2 separate regions of the Homo sapiens genome follow, and region 1 is linked to region 2. Evidence: read pairs that join two places in POLR2A ChIA-PET (ENCODE). Cell type or tissue: B cell. All regions are shown on one strand. Links, peaks and the distances in the headings refer to the core of each region. The heading gives the core; the rest is flanking DNA.

Evidence for each region. Peaks named below come from ENCODE experiments on the same cell type or tissue, not always from the same donor. Only the 100,000 strongest peaks of a DNase experiment are listed, where the experiment ranks them.
Region 1: POLR2A ChIA-PET joins it to region 2 with 6 read pairs; 2 of 35 experiments call an interaction of 5 or more read pairs at or near these places.

The regions. Positions count from the first base shown.
Region 1 is chr1:51,775,712-51,778,536 of GRCh38, reverse strand. OSBPL9 (oxysterol binding protein like 9) reads right to left here. Exons shown (of 24, transcript NM_024586.6): 15 at 1,619-1,704. Among named protein-coding and RNA genes, the nearest start is that of MIR761, 59 kb to the left of the region's middle. In B cell, for the core only: no CTCF peak of the experiment used is centred there; no DNase peak of the experiment used is centred there; H3K27ac peaks cover 1,012 bases.
Region 2 is chr1:51,427,542-51,430,366 of GRCh38, reverse strand. All of the region lies in intron 12 of EPS15 (epidermal growth factor receptor pathway substrate 15), which reads left to right. Among named protein-coding and RNA genes, the nearest start is that of EPS15-AS1, 89 kb to the left of the region's middle. In B cell, for the core only: no CTCF peak of the experiment used is centred there; no DNase peak of the experiment used is centred there; H3K27ac peaks cover 117 bases.

The DNA.
Region 1 (2,825 bases), core at 326-2,825, 350 kb before region 2:
ATTTGTCTCTAATAATATTTCTTGTCTTAAAAGTCTCCTTTGATACTTATACAGATACACCAGTTTTTGCTATGTTTAGTGTTTTGCATAGTATCTCATTTTCCATCCTTTTACTTTTAACCAGTGTCTTTAAAGTTTCTCTCTTGAAAATATCATATAGATAAATCCTGCTTTTTTAATCCAGTCTGACATTAAATGGAGTGGTAACTGTTGATATAGTTGGGATTAACTCTACCATTTTAATAGGTTTTCTACATGCCCCCTTTGTTCCTTGTTCATGCCATTATTTCTCCTTTTCTCCTTTCTTAGAATTAATGGAGTATTTGTATGATTCCGTTTAATCTTATCTACTGGCTTTTGAACTGTACTTTTATTTTTTTTAAGACAGGGTCTTGCTCTGTCACCCAAGCTGCAGTGGTGTGATTATAGCTCACAGTCCCAGCCTCAAATTGCTGGGACTGCATGACCCTCCTGCCTTAGCCTCCCAAGTAGCTGGAACTACAGGTGCACACCACCAAGCCTGGCTTATTATTAAAAATTTTTTTTTGTAGGGACAGGGTTGTGCTGTGTTGCCCTGGCTGGTCTCAAACTCCTGGCTTCAAGCAATCCTTCTACTTTGGCCTCCCAAAGTGCTGGGATTACAGGCATGAGCCACTGCAACTGGCCTGTAAATAGTTCTGGGGGCCTCAAAGTTTAAATTCTCACACATAAAAACTACCCTTAAATCTCAAATCTATACCCAATGAACAACTGGTACGTTCCATTTTTGCTTACACGTTACTAATAAATGCTTAAATTTTACTTCTTAAATTATCTGTTAATTTAAACACTGCCATATTTATTTAAATTTCTGCCTTTGGGGAATTGGTTATTCTTTTAAATCTTCATCAAGAAAAAAAAAATATATATTTATCAATGTCAGCCAATGTATCCACCCAGCAAGAAACTTCAGTGATATGTATCTAGCTTCAGTAAACCACAGTCTGAGACTAAGGAATGCAGAGAAGACGAACTAACAACATTCCCCATTACAAAAAAATTTCCTGCTACCAGCGAAAGGCAATGTGAACTCACCTCCTTGTAAATCAATTTCACCTTTACATTACTTCTATCTCATACATATACACATATATAATATTGCAAGCTTTATATTTAAAATTTATAAATCATCTATAATTTGGATACTATATTGTAAGCTCAAGGGCAGACATGACTTTTCCTTTCTCCAACTTGTAAGAAAGTGCCTAGCAAACAACAGGTGCTTTGGAAAGGTTTGCTGAACTCAGAAAATTAAGCTTCATTAGGATATAGTACAAATAATTTGACAGTGATTGCCAGTGCCTGGATTAAATAAACTTATACCATTGGCCTTGTGAATATTGGCTACCTATTAACGGGCTCTTGAGAATTTTTTAAAGTGTTAAACTTGGTTGCCTAACATCGCCACCATATAACTTTAAGCAAACAGGCAACCAGTGTAAACACATTATTCAATACCACAGAATACCCAGAAATGTTTGAAAGGTGACAAGGAATCCATCTATCCTGCAAAATAAAAGGCAGAAAGCTGCTGAGTAACATCTGTAAACGTTGGAAACTACCATGTTCAGTCAAATACCTCACAAACAGGTCCGGATGTGCAAAAAAGTCTGCATACATTTCTAAAAGAGATCTTCTTTCAAGAATAAACGTTGGAAGAACTACCTGAAAAACATACACATTTGACCCTTGAAGATCAAATTTCTCTTCAGATAAACAGACTAAAAAAAAAAAAAAGAAAACAAAACAAAACACCACCTCATTCAAATCATGGTAACATCCACCACATATTGCCCAGGCATGCTCCAAAAACTAATTCTCAACCTGTCAGATTCAGAAATGACCATTAACCTGCCTAGCAGATCAAAAACAGAGAAAGACTTTTGAATGTTCAAATGTCACTTCCTCTGTGAAACTTCCTTTTTCTCCCTAAGTATAGTAACAACAACAAACTACTCAACAAACTCACTCAGAGGAATCCTTTGATGCCTCCTATCTGCTGGACATTACATATACATTATTTTATTATTTGTATATTACATACATATTATATTACAATAGCCCTATGATGAAGAAATTATTACAGTGAAGAAATATGAAGCTCAGCGTCCCACTATTAATTGTCCCATTATTAATGTGGAATTCAAACTGGATCTGAGTTTGGGGCGTGTGTGCACTTTCTACTGCTGTTGCTCTATCATCATTAGACAAGTGTATAGGAAATACATGATGAGCACCTACAATCCAAGAATTAAGTTTTATTCACACTCGCGCTCTCACTACTATTTACACAGTAAGAAACTTTTAAATGAGCAATTAAAGGAATAAACAAAAAGAAGAAAAGAATACAGACTGGGAACCAACAAACTGGAATACGGGAAGACATGAGAAAGATGATTAACCAATGAAAAAAAGAGAAGAATTTCATTAGAGAATGGGAATGGGAGAAGAGTTTTTGAAATGAGTATCAGATTATCAATTATTCATTACGAAGTAGAACACCCCAGAGTAAGCAAAAATTTCTTAACATTTAGTAATAACTACATATCCACTATATTCAAGGTCCTGTGTTAAAAGCTGTGGTGGAGGCTGGGCATACTGGCTTGTGCCTATAATCCCAGCACTTTGGGAGGCTGAGGTGGGTGGATCACCCGAGGTCAGGAGTTCGAGACCAGCCTGGCCAACACAGTGAAACCCCGTCTCTACTAAAAATACAAAAATTACCTGAGTGTGGTGGCGCACACCCGTAGTCCCAGCTACTCGAGAGGCTGAGGCAGGAGAATCAC
Region 2 (2,825 bases), core at 301-2,800:
GAACTCCTGACCTCCAGTGATCTGCCCACCTCGGCCTCCCAAAGTGCTGGGATTAAAAACATGAGCCACTGCACCCGGCCATGAACTCTGAATTCTTAGAATGAAAGGTCATGTAACTTTCAAATTGTTTAAATTAAAAACGAAGACTTTCTCATCAGCTTTCTATAGTTATTACTGTAATCTAGCTCAAGGCTTCTGACAGTTCCTAAGATAAGCAGAGTCAGGGTGTTTTATTGCCTTTCTAGCAATTGTCATCAGCTTTCTGAGCGATAAGAGCCTCTGCTTCCTCTCTTCCTCCACAAGCCAGACAGGAAAGAAGAGCTGTGTTGCTAAATAATGCCATTCGGTGTTCAAAGAAGCATGTCTCAGAAACCTCTAAGGGACTCACCATTTCCTGTGTATTGAAAGTCTGTCTTGGCTGGGCACGATGGCTCACACCTGTAATCCCAGCACTTTGGGAGGCTGAGGTGGGTGGATCACCTGAGGTCAGGAGTTCAAGACCAGCCTGCCCAATAAGGTGAAACCCCATCTCTACTAAAAATACAAAAATTAGCCAGGCGTGGTGGCGGATGCCTGTAATCCCAGCTACTCGGAAGGCTGAGGCAGGAGAATCACTTGAATGCGGGAGGCAGAGGTTGCAGTGAGCCAAGATCGCGCCACTGCACTCCAACCTGGGCTTCAAAGTGAGACTTCATCTCAAAAAAAAGAAAAAAAAAAAAAAAACCAACAACAACAGTAAAAGGCTGTCTTTACCTAGTACAGAAGTTCTTTATAATCTTTTTCTGATTTACCATTTCAGCTTTATTTAACCACACATGAACCTTCCATTCTAGGTAAGTTAGTCTGTCTAGAATTTTCTCATCTCTCTACTTTTTTTTCATTAATTTTTTATTATCATAAAATATACATAACATAAAATTTACTACTTTAAATTTTTAACTACTTAAAGTGTACAATTCAGTGTCATTAATTGTACACTTAAAGTGGTTAAAATTTTAAAGTGGTAATTTTTTTTTTTTGAGACAGAGTTTCACTCTTTTGTTGTCAATTTTAAATGTACTTAATGTCATTAAATACATTCACAGTAATTGTGTAGTTATCACCACTATGAATCTCCAGAACTTTATCATCCCAGACTGAATAATCTAATTGGAATTGATATCAACTTACTTCAGTCCCATACAAAACTGTGCTCCTGGCCAGGCGTGGTGGCTCACGCCTGTAATCCCAGGAATATGGAAGCCAAGATGGGAGGATTGCTTGAGGTCAGGGCAACATAGTGAGACCTTGTCTCTACAGAAAATAAAATTAGTTGGCTGTGGTGGTGCATACCTGTAGACCTAGCTACTTGAGAGGCTGAGGCGGGAGGACTGCCTGAGGCCAGGAGTTCGAGGATGCAGTGAGCTATGATCACACCAATGCACTCCAGCCTGGGAAACAGAGACACTCTGTCTTTAAAGACACAAATAAAATTCTGGTCCTATACAGCTCCATTCTCTCCTCTGCCTTACCCTCACTTTTTTTTTTTTTTTTTTTTTTTGAGATGGAGTCTTGCTCTGTCATCTAAGCTGGAGTGCAGCAGTGCAATCTCGGCTCACTGCAACCTCTGCCTCCTGGGTTCAAGTGATTCTCCTGCCTCAGCCTCCCAAGTAGCTGGGATTACAGGCGCCTGCCACCACACCCAGCTAATTTTTGTATTTTTAGTGGAGACAGGGTTTCACTGTGTTGGCCAGGCTGGTCTCGAACTCCTGACCTCAGGTGATCCATCCGCCTCAGCTTCCCAAAGTGCTGGGATTACAGGAGTGAGCCACTGCACCTGGCCCATTCTCACCCTGTTATGTTATTGATGTCACAAACTGTATCAGAACTCCCCCTGTTATGTTATTGATGTCACAAACTATATCTTTATACATTGTGTATCTACTAACAGATTCATAAATTCTTTTTTATGCATTTGTCTCTTAAATTCTATAGAAAGTATAAAGTGGAGTTGTAAACAAAAATTACAGTAATACTGGTTTTTACATTTGTCCATGTATTTACCTTTACTGGAGATCTTTTTATCTTCATATGGCTTTCAGTTACTGTCTAGCATCCTTTCATTTTAACCTGAAGGACTCCCTTTAGCATTTATTGTAGGGTAGATCTAGAAGTAATGAACTCCCTCAGCCTTTGTTTGTCTGAGAATATTTTAATTTCTCCCTCATGTTTTTGAAGCACAGTTTTGTCAGGTATAGAATTCTCAGTTGACAGGTTTTTTTTTTCCTTCCAGCACTTTAAATATATCATTTCATTGCCTTCTGACCTTCAAGTTTCTGCTGAGAAATCCATTGATAATCTTATTAAGGATTGATTATATGTCACAAATTGACAAGTTGCTTTTCTTCTTGCTTGCTATTTTAAAGATTATTGCAACAGTTTGATTATAATGTGTCTCAGTGTGAGTCTTTTTGTGTTTATCCTACTTGGAGTTCATTGAGCTTTTTAGATCTGTAGATGCAGATATTTTATCAAATTTGAGTTTTCTTCTTAGTCTGCTTCTTACTGCTGTTTTGCCAACATCTTCTGTGCTTTCTTACGTAAGCTCTCTCTAGTAGAAATACCATTTTCTTACCTGACATTTACTCTTTCCTTCAAGGCTTAGCTGAAGTCTCTCACCTCCATCACACAGTATTCTCAGACTGGAGTAATTTATATTGTAAATATGACATTATTATCTGCACAGCTCACTTTGCAATTAATCATCCTGCCTTCAGTGATACCAAGGAGGCCTTTTCTGACCTCCTTCAGGGAGAGTCAAGTTCCCATTCTCTGTGTTCCAATAG